3 separate regions of the Homo sapiens genome follow, and all the other regions are linked to region 2. Evidence: chromatin contacts called from ENCODE Hi-C or POLR2A ChIA-PET data. All regions are on one chromosome and are shown on one strand. Each heading gives the region's core, a stretch centred on a gene start or an enhancer-like site at or near the end of the contact. The rest is flanking DNA. Distances are from core to core; before and after follow the strand shown. Region 1 overlaps CTIF (cap binding complex dependent translation initiation factor). Region 2 has its middle 27 kb from the start of CTIF-AS1. Region 3 has its middle 25 kb from the start of SMAD7.

The links. A loop is a pair of places that touch in the nucleus more often than their neighbours do. ChIA-PET counts read pairs that join two places held with the same protein, here RNA polymerase II (POLR2A). Pooled maps may share reads with other maps.
Region 1: a map with no recorded cell type shows a loop between it and region 2 (5-fold over the local background). The contact joins two enhancer-like sites. A Hi-C loop is called at or near these places in 13 of 168 maps with a recorded cell type or tissue (B cell, Caco-2, GM12878 and 9 more), 32 of 37 single-sample maps with no recorded cell type and 19 of 50 pooled maps. POLR2A ChIA-PET finds 5 or more read pairs at or near these places in 5 of 52 experiments (GM12878, activated CD4-positive, alpha-beta memory T cell, activated CD8-positive, alpha-beta T cell and 2 more).
Region 3: a loop to region 2 is called in a pooled map, with 3 times the contacts of the local background. The contact joins two enhancer-like sites. A Hi-C loop is called at or near these places in 7 of 50 pooled maps. POLR2A ChIA-PET finds 5 or more read pairs at or near these places in 8 of 52 experiments (BJ, CD8-positive, alpha-beta memory T cell, GM12878 and 5 more).

Annotation. Positions count from the first base shown.
Region 1 is chr18:48,775,525-48,778,663 of GRCh38, forward strand. All of the region lies in intron 9 of CTIF (cap binding complex dependent translation initiation factor), which reads left to right. LOC107985147 (a long non-coding RNA gene) reads left to right here. Exons shown (of 2, transcript XR_001753444.2): 1 at 1-265; 2 at 1,301-3,139. Among named protein-coding and RNA genes, the nearest start is that of CTIF-AS1, 65 kb to the right of the region's middle. RefSeq lists enhancers at 537-1,037, 1,038-1,538, 2,774-3,139. Within about 2 kb of position 1,712, at least 11 of the 41 ENCODE cell types and tissues checked have a DNase peak (open chromatin) inside an H3K27ac peak, as active enhancers do; they include GM12878, where a contact is called at or near this core.
Region 2 is chr18:48,867,490-48,870,555 of GRCh38, forward strand. No RefSeq gene overlaps it. Among named protein-coding and RNA genes, the nearest start is that of CTIF-AS1, 27 kb to the left of the region's middle. RefSeq lists an enhancer at 1,200-1,309. Within about 2 kb of position 1,567, at least 8 of the 41 ENCODE cell types and tissues checked have a DNase peak (open chromatin) inside an H3K27ac peak, as active enhancers do; they include GM12878, where a contact is called at or near this core.
Region 3 is chr18:48,974,313-48,977,326 of GRCh38, forward strand. No RefSeq gene overlaps it. Among named protein-coding and RNA genes, the nearest start is that of SMAD7, 25 kb to the left of the region's middle. RefSeq lists silencers at 1,423-1,542, 1,643-1,942, 1,973-2,092. Within about 2 kb of position 1,324, at least 24 of the 41 ENCODE cell types and tissues checked have a DNase peak (open chromatin) inside an H3K27ac peak, as active enhancers do.

The DNA of each region.
Region 1 (3,139 bases), core at 462-2,961, 92 kb before region 2:
GGAAAGCTCTCCAAGGGGCCCTGGGACTGGCCTGGAGGCCCCACAGGGTTCCCTGAGCTCAGTACTGTGAAACCCCAGTGAAACAGGCACTGGCCTCTGCCTGACACATAAAGGGGGGCAGGGCCAGCTCAGCCAGAGGGCAGTTTAGGAACATCAGAGGAAGGGGCAAGCCCTGTAAGTGGAGTAGGTTGAGGAAGGCTTCCTGGAGGAGGAAGCATGAAGGAAGAGGCAGGATCTGGGTGGAAGGAAGACAACAAGAGGATCTGTAAGTGGCAGGACCCTTTGAGGGACTGGGGGTTGCAGAGGAGGATTGGGGAAGGAGGTACCGCCAGCCTGGCGGAGGGTGTCAATCAGCAAGCCCAGGGCTGAGGCTGCCCAGCCGGGCCGTGACCCCAGGTCACTGTAACCACACTGGCCCGTTCATTTTGCTGGCGCCTGCTTCTTGCCATTTCAGGCCAAGACCATATTTTCATCCAAAACTAAAACTTCTACCTCAAGAGGCGTGAGTTTCCTGCCAGCCTTGGGCCGTCTTTTGCAGGTGGCAGAGTGGGCTGCTGAATCTGCGACCCTGGCCAGGCTCCAGGGCCTCTGAACCCTGGGGTTTTGCTGAGGCAGGTGGTGTGGCACCAAGGGCCTGGCATCTGAGGCCAGAAGATACCCGCCACCCCTCCCTGGTGAGGTTACTGCCTTGTAGGAGAGGGTAGGGATGCCCACCTCCATATGCCCCCATGTGCCCCAACCAGCCCCTCTTTGTGCACCAGCTGCTTCCAGAGCTATATGGAGATGGGCGCCCACCGCCCAACCAGGCACAGAGGTGCAGTGCTCGCTGTGGGGGAGGGGGAGCATGATGCCACCCCCAGGAGCTCTGCAGGAGCCAGAGCAGGGTTGTGCAGGAGGCTGCCATGGGGCGGGTCTGCACAGCAACACTTGCTGCTTTCACCTCACTCCCCTCTGCAGAAGCCCCTTTTCCTCCCCTCCCTCAAGTGGTGGAGCAGGAGGCAGAAAGTCTGAAGCCAGCCCCTCAACTAATGTCACCGTCTGAGCCTCAGCATCCCCATAGGGGAAACGAGGGCACTGGGTCGGGTGTGGTCTGTGGGTCAGGTCTCCCCAGCCAGGCACCAGGCCCTCTCCAGCAGAGCCTGTGGCACCTCTGTCTGCCTCGCACAGCCCCTCAAGTGCCTTGAGCCTGTGAAGGTTGCAAGGAGGTCTAGGACTAGGGAGAGGCTGGAACCCACTGCGGGTGGGAAGAGAAGATGGGAGCTGCTCTGTCTGCAATCTGGCAGTTGTTTATCCCAAACAGGGAACCAGAAGCTGAGGATTTAAAGGCTCGGCGTGGGAGGAGGTGCTCTGGGCTGCAGGAGATCCGGTGGGGAGCCCCAGCCCTGCCTTTCCCTGGCTGGGCGACCTCAGGCCAGGCCTTCTACCCTGATGGTGGCTTCCTCACCCATAAAACATGGAGAGGTTAGAAGTCATTTCAGACATTCCTTCCAGCTTTGTTATCCCAAAGCAGATGCGCTAGGCAAACAGAGGGTGCCTGCTAAAATGCCTGTTGCTGACTGATTGGTTAGCGGGTTGACCAGTGCAGAGCAGGACCCATCCCCAACTCTCCCCACCCGGCGGGTCTGGCCGGCTCCTTCCCACCCGCCTGGCCCCATTTACAGAGTCTGGGGCCTGCTTGGCTTGTGTGTGCTGGCGGCAGCACCTGCTGGGTGGGCAGGGCGGCCTGCAGGGGGCACCAGTGTGCAAGGCCAGCCCTTCCTGCCTGCGGCCACCTCCCAGCATCTTGGCATCCTGGGGGCTGTCCCACAGGGAAGATTTAAACTATATGATGGTGACCGCCACCAAGCCACCCTCCTATGTGCAATTTTCAGACCCCTTGGGGTCCCAGCCCTGAGTCCAGAAACCTCAGGCTGAGAGTTGGACTAGAACCCACAGCAAGGGTCCCCTCCAGACCTCCAAAACGGGCCAGTGTAGTACTCATTCCCATTTTATACCCAAGACAACCAGGGCTCTTGGAGGCCACAGGAGGGCCACCGAGGTCTCAGGTAGCTTAGAAGGAGGACAGAGCATGGGTCCTGGATTCCCTGGGAACAGTGCCTGCCCAGAGACCCAGCTGCCCTTAGGAACGAATGAGTATCAACCAGCTGAGGCTGCATTTTCTTAAAATGCATTGGTTTGTCTAGTGTTGTTTATGTTCTTTCTCAAACAGCAGGAAGAGGTTGTGGGAAGAGCCCTGGCTGTCAACAGGCTTCTCCCATGCAGTAGGGGTGGACAGAGGGACTGCAGCCAGGGTCAAGGGCAGGCCATGGGGCGGTGGGACAGAGAGCAGGCCGCAGCCTCATCTGGCCTCAGTAGCCTTGTACAGAGGCAAAGGGGCTTCCGTGTGGGGTGTCAGCTCCTTCCACACCTGCCTGGACCCGGAAACAGGCATGCCTTGAGTCACCAGCAGTGGGCAGCCGTAGAGTCACTGTTTCAACACCGCCAATTTGTTGGTCCCACGCCTGGGGCCCCTGTGGTCATTGCAGTATGTTTTATGGAACATTCTGTGAGGATTCCTCTTGGGGTTTTTTAGCAGCCACCCGTTAGGATGTTCCTAAAGTAGAAGGCAAACAGCCCACAGGGCCTCAGAATTCTAGAAAAAATGTCTGTGCACAGCATGGGAGCCTGAGCCAGGAGGGCATTCTCAGCCATCTTCTAAGGAGCCAGGTAGAAAAATGGGGTCGATTCTATTGTAGTTACTTCCTTATTTTAGCTATTCATTCAGAAATGTTAGCTGTTCAAAGGGTATGTCATTTATCAATCAGGAGGCGGGAGCCCCAGGTCTGCAGGAGTGCAGGGGAGGATGTGAGCAGGTCAGTCACAAGCTAACTTAGAACAAGCATTCAATCCCCCAGAAAATGCACCGGGGAAAGCCACAGGCATTCCCTTTTGGTAGAAAAGGTCCCTGGTCTATCTTCATCGATGGGACTCTCATCCGGGGTTTGTACCAGGGGAACCTGGCCAGGGGATGGCCGTTCAGCCTCTGGGCATGTTGGCAGAAGGGGTAGTTCATGGTGTGCCCTGGGCACCCCATTTCTGATTTCTACCCCTGAGCCAGGAAGGCCTCTCCCATCAACCACCGTGGGACTGTGAAGCAGGT
Region 2 (3,066 bases), core at 317-2,816:
ACAGAGCAAGACCTGTCTCTAAAAAAAAATAATAAATAATATGGCCAGGAGGCCAGGCATGGTGGCTCACGCCTGTAATCCCAACACTTTGGGAGGCCAAGGTGGGTGGATCACTTGAGGTCAGTAGTTCAAGACCAGCCTGGCCAACATGGTGAAACCCCATCTCTACAAAAATACAAAAAAATTAGCCGGGCATGGTGGCGCAGCCTGTAATCCCAGCTACTCGAGAGGCTGAGACAGGAGAATCGCTTAAACCCAGGAGGCAGAGATTGCAGTGAGCCAAGACCGTGCCATTGCACTCCACCCTGGGTGACAGAGCGAGACTTAATCTCAAATAATAATAATAATAATAATAATAATAATAATAATAATAATAATAATAATAATATGGCCAGGATCCCACAGCTGACCTGAAGCAGAGATGGTTCAAGGGTGATGCTCTGTCTCCTAGTCTCATCACCTGTGCCCACGTCTTTCAAGTGAACCCCTACTTGGGTCCCACCTTGTGCTGGGGGTGCTATAAGGAAATAAGCAAAGGAGACAATGCCTTAACCACCTTGGCATGGTCAGTCTCCTGGGAGCTGGAATTTCCAGACAACAGACAACCTCTCATAGGCCTAGCCCAACTCTGGGTAGGTCCTGGTGCAGGGTCCCTGCCTGTGGCATCTGCTGTGCTACAGAGAGCCAACACCTGGCCCAGGCCTTCCAATGGGGACCATTCAGGGCTTGACGAAGCTTCACTTTCCAGCCCCAGAGAGGAAGGACCACCATTCCCCTCCCTTCCCAGAACAAATCAGGTGAAACCCAAATACCCACCTAGGCCAAAAGAAGAAAACTTCCAGTGGGAACCAAGACAGGCTAGCAAGGTGAAAAGAGACTTATTCTATAGCATTTCCCCCAAATAACAAAAGTGTGATTAAAGCAGGTGAGAAGCCAATTTTAACAACACTTGTATGCATACACAGACCCTTGCAATTCTGCACACTCTAAAATCTTACTTTTTGTGGCTTAGAATGTTTCAGCACTCAGTGGAGTTTCTGCAGCCAGCAGTCACACCTACAGAGTTTCAAATCCGTGTAAACGCTGTGTCAGCCTAACCACCAGTGTGATTCTGTGTCATTCGGGGGCAAATGTTGATGTTTCTTGGGTAAGTGAAAGATCATGCAGAGAGCTTCCGGAAGACCATCCTTAGGAGCTGAACTGAAAGAAGGCCTCTCAGAGGGGCCACAGCCTCCTTCTCCCTGTGCTAGAGACAAGTCCCTAATAGCCATCTATGCTCAATGGGACTCAATGTGTCTCGGGAGCCTGGAAGCCTTTTTCTGCCCCATTCCTGACATCATGCCACCTACACATCAGACACAAGGCACCCGGCCCACTCCATCACCTCCAGTTCCCAGAAATGTGCAGGGAGCTCAGGTCAGGGCTCTTGAATCTCCTGCTGACCCAGCAGAACATACGACACAAAGGCATCTCAAAGGCAAACAAAATGGGTGGGAGGGAGGCTCATGGCCCAGGCGCGTCATCAGTGCAGTCCTGTTCAGCCAGGGCAAGGCTCAGCCGGGTGCAGCTTAGAGGAAAAGGAGAAGTGCTGAGGCTGAGCAGGTGGGGAGGGACTGTAACTCATGAGGTGTGTCGCCAGATTGGAAAGGGGGCTCAGGGTCCGTGTTGCCTAGCTACTGCCATGTCACTGTGTGACTAACAAGCCCCAAATCTCAGGAACTGCAACACAGAGGTTCACTGTTCCTGATCACAGGTCTGCAGATGGGCTGTCTCTGATCCACACCATGGCCTCCCTTTCTGGTGAGAAGGGGCAGAGCTCAGCATGCAGTGAGTCACAGAAGTTAGAAAGCACGTGCCTCTGTCTACTGCCACCTCTTTCAGGAAGCTCTCCCTGACTGCTCCCTAGTCAGGGTTACAGATCACCCCTCGGGGCTCCCACAGCTGCCAGGGATGTTCTGCCACAGTCCTGCTCCCTGGGCATGGCCATTGGTGTGTAGATGGCAGATGCCTGCTGAGGATGAGCGTGACTTCGTCCCCTCTGTCTCCCCAGCACTAAGCCAGGGCCTGGCCCCAGCAGGTGCCCCATAAGCATGTGGGGGATGAAGGGAATGGTCCAGGTACTAAGGGACTGAGGGGCTTGGGGAGGGAAGAGCCAGCTGTGCCTGGAGCCACATACTCGAGGCAGGGCACTCAGGGCCAGGGAGGAATACAGGGTGGGGCACGGGCAGGGCCTTCCAGTGGGGAGGGCTGGGGGTCCTCAGGGGCCTGATGTCTCACTGTCTAGAGAGGCCTGGAGGTGGGTGGGGAGTGCTCTGTGGTCATGGGTGCCAGAGTCTTAGCCAGTGCGGAGGGCACCTTCGTGCCAGTTAGGAGGTGCCCTTCCTCCAGGTGCCCAGCCCTGCCCCAGAACCCTGGGAGCTGCCTCAGACCCACAGCTGGGCACCCTTGTGTAGGACACAACCTGGGCGCTGCATGTGAGACTCTCTGGGTGTGGAGTGTGACTGTGTTGTGTGGGGGTGCGGGATGTGGTATATACGCACACACGCAGGGAGCGGGGTATGTGTGGTTGGAGAGGGTTGCGTTGTGTGTTGTGTGGGGTGCGGGATGTGGTATATACGCACACACGCAGGGAGCGAGGTATGTGTGGTTGGAGAGGGTTGCGTTGTGTGTTGTGTGGGGTGCGGGATGTAGTATATACGCACACATGCAGGGAGTGGGGTATGTGTGGTTGGAGAGGGTTGCGTTGTGTGTTGTGTGGGGGTGGGGGATGTGGTATATACGCACACGTGCAGGGAGCGGGGTATGTGTGGTTGGAGAGGGTTGCGTTGTGTGTTGTGTGGGGTGCGGGATGTGGTATATACGCACACATGCAGGGAGCGGGGTATGTGTGGTTGGAGAGGGTTGCGTTGTGTGTTGTGTGGGGTGCGGGATGTGGTATATACGCACACGTGCAGGGAGCGGGGTATGTGTGGTTGGAGAGGGTTGTGTTGTGTGTTGTGTGGGGGTGGGGGATGTGGTATATACGCACGCACGCAGGGAGCGGGGTATGTGTGGTTGGAGAGGGTT
Region 3 (3,014 bases), core at 74-2,573, 110 kb after region 2:
ACACTAGCTTTGTGAAACAGCATCCCTGTGGGCTCTGTTCCACTCACCCCCCTACCCACCCTGGCAGAGCAGAGGGGAGGGAGGAAGGAAGCAGGCAGGTTAGCAGAGCGCAGGACCAGGCAGTAAAGTCTCCTAGCTGCGCTACCTCGCTACCTCGGGGTGTCCACATTACTCAGCCCCTCGGAGCCATGGGGGTGGGGAGGGCAGGGCCTCCTGGGACAGGACCATAAACCGTTTATGAATCCCTAAATGTCACACATCAAGTCGACATCACCTGTTCACCTTCATTCTTCTCTCCCTTTGTGAAAAGTCTCTCTTCGCATTCCCTCCGGGCCTCTCCCCTCCTGACCCTTTGGAGTAGGAGCCTTCAAAGCCCTGAAGGTTCCCGAGTGATGTGGGAAGTAAAGTTCTCAATGGAGGTCTCCTCCTAGTGAAAGGGCACTCTGTACTTAATGGAACTGGCCAGACCGTGAAGGTTACCTTGACCTTGTCTGCATGATAAATACAACTGGAGCGGGGCGGAAGGCACACCATTCAGAAAAGCAAACTGCTTGCATCTTCTTTATTTTTAATCTCACTCCATTTTGCTTCTCTGCAGGATCAAAGCAAGTTAAGGAGAGACAGCCTCTGTCTTTCAATCCTAGGGGCAGCTCGTGCAGTCGCCCCGCCGCGGCCACTCTCCTAACACGGGCAGAGGGGGCAGCGACGTGCCCCGGTCGCTCAGCCAGCTGGTGGCAGGGCTGTGACGGCAACCCAGGCCCCCAGACGCCTCTCCGCGTCTAGGCGCTTCCCATAATGGAAGGCTTCGCTCCATTAAAAGTTATTTTAGGGAATCCACAAGCCCACCGCCATCCCCCCCAAAGTGGAAATTTTATGTAAACGAGTCAAAATAAAGCAACAGTTTCTTAATAAGTATGTTTGGAGTTACACTCTGGACTAAGACGAGCCGAATCGGGCGAGGGGATGCGGACTTAAAGGTTCCAGTGTTCTTCTCCATACGGCAAGACTATTTTTAAAAATTTAAGGACGTCTTCCAGTCCACAGTCCACACCGCCTACACCCCCGCAGGTCAGACAGGCGCGAGTTCAGCCCGGTGACCCCGCCATCCTCGCGGCCCCCACCCTGGGGCCAGGGAAGAGGGCGTGGCCGACCCCAGCCCCCTCACCGAAACCGGGCCTGTCCCCTCCCCCATCGCGGTCCCGCACGGCGGCGGAGGGGCCGAGGGGTGGCGGCACCGGGATCCCGCCGCCACCCCGGCGCGCACGGAGGCAGGGTTGGGGGAAACACGATTCCTGGGGAGATTGGAGGAGGCGATGCCGCCGAGGCTGCGGGGGAGTTCTCCCGGAGAACTCGGGGGCCGGGTGGGAATGCGACCTCCAGGGCAGCTATCGCTGCTCCCCCGTAACTGCCGCAGGGACCCTCCCGGGGTGGGGGTGGGGACGCGGGGCTTCCGTCCCTTCCGGGCCGCGGAGGTGCAGGCCCGAGGGGCCCGTGCAGTCAGACGTGCAGTGTGCGCGGCCCGTGACTCAGCCGGGTGGCGACGCGAGGCCGGGGAGGCAGGGGGAAGGGGCGGGCGGGCCGGGCGCGCAACCGGGACCCCGCGGCCTCGGGAGAAGCGAGGTGCGCGCGCCCAGGAGTGGGGGGCGGGGCGGCGGGCGCGCGCGCAGCGGAGGCGCCGGGCGGCGGCGAGGGCCGGGCCGTATGCCGTCTTCCCGGCGCCGCGCTCCCAGAGCTCGCGCCGCCTCCCGGGGCGCCGCGCGGGTGGCGCAGGTAGAGGCCGGGCGGGGGTGGCAGCCACCCCGGGGCTCAGGTTCCAGCCGCCAGGCTTGGCCCTCAGCGGGCGCTGTCAGAGGGCGGGCCCGCGGGAGCGGGGCGGCGGCGGCGGCGGCAGAGGAGCGCAGGGCGGGCGGAGACCGTCGGGGTCACCTCTCCAGCCCCCCGCGGTGGCCGAGCCACCCGCAGTTGCGCTCGAGGCGCCGAGGCGGGGTGGCCGAGCGAGACCCGGGCCGGGCGCGGCTCGGGCCGCACAGCCGCGGCGGCGGCTGCAGACCTGTAAACCTTAATGACAGCAATCTTGCCCGTCTGCGCCTCTGACTCACGTGGTGACCCAGCCTCCAGTCACCCGGCGGCCGCCCTCCGGCCTCAGTTTCCCCCGCCGCCGAACAATGAAGCCACTGTGTCGCCGTTCATTTCTGAGCGCCGTTTCACACGCGGAGCGCCGCCGCCTCCCTGGGGAAGGGACCGAGGCGTCCGGCTTTTAATTATCCCCGGTGGGCGGGCGTGGGGAGGCCGCGCTCTGCTGGATAATTGAACCCTGGGACTATTCCCTCGTCAGCCCAAGCTCTTTATCTTAAGCCGTCCTTTCCTCTTCATCGTATTTAAATTTTACCCCTTCCTCTCCACGCTGGTGGGACTGCTTGAAAAACAATGAAATGGGCCGGTTAGGTGGCTCACGCCTGTAATCGCAGCACTTTGGGAGGCCCAGGCTGGGGGATCACCTGAGGTTAGGAGTTCAAGACCAGCCTGGCAAACATGGTGAAACCCTGTCTCTATTAAAAATACAAAAAAAAAAGGGGGGGGGGGAAAGAAATTGGCCGTGCATGTGGCGCATGCCTGTAATCCCAGCTACTTGAGAGGCTGAGGCACGAGAATCAGTAGAACCCGGGAGAAGGAGGTTGTAGTGAGCCGAGATGGCGCCATTGCACTCCAGCCTGGGCGACAAAGCGAGACTCCGTCTCAAAAAAAAAAAAGAAAAGAAAAGAAAAGAAAAGCAATGAAATGACTCCCCGCCTAGTTTAGGCAATTTGTGTTTTCCCGAATATCAAGGGTTCAGTCAATTTGCTCGCAACGAACTTGAGCCCTTCCTGTGGGCCAGGCCCAGTGTGCCCAGCACTGAAGCCACCGCTGCTCAGAAGCCACAGCAGGTTCTGAGGAGGCACAGCGGCGGAGAGGCCACCTCTTCCTGGTTCTGTTCTGCAGGCATAAAAGGGATCAGACTACTGACGGGCGAAGCT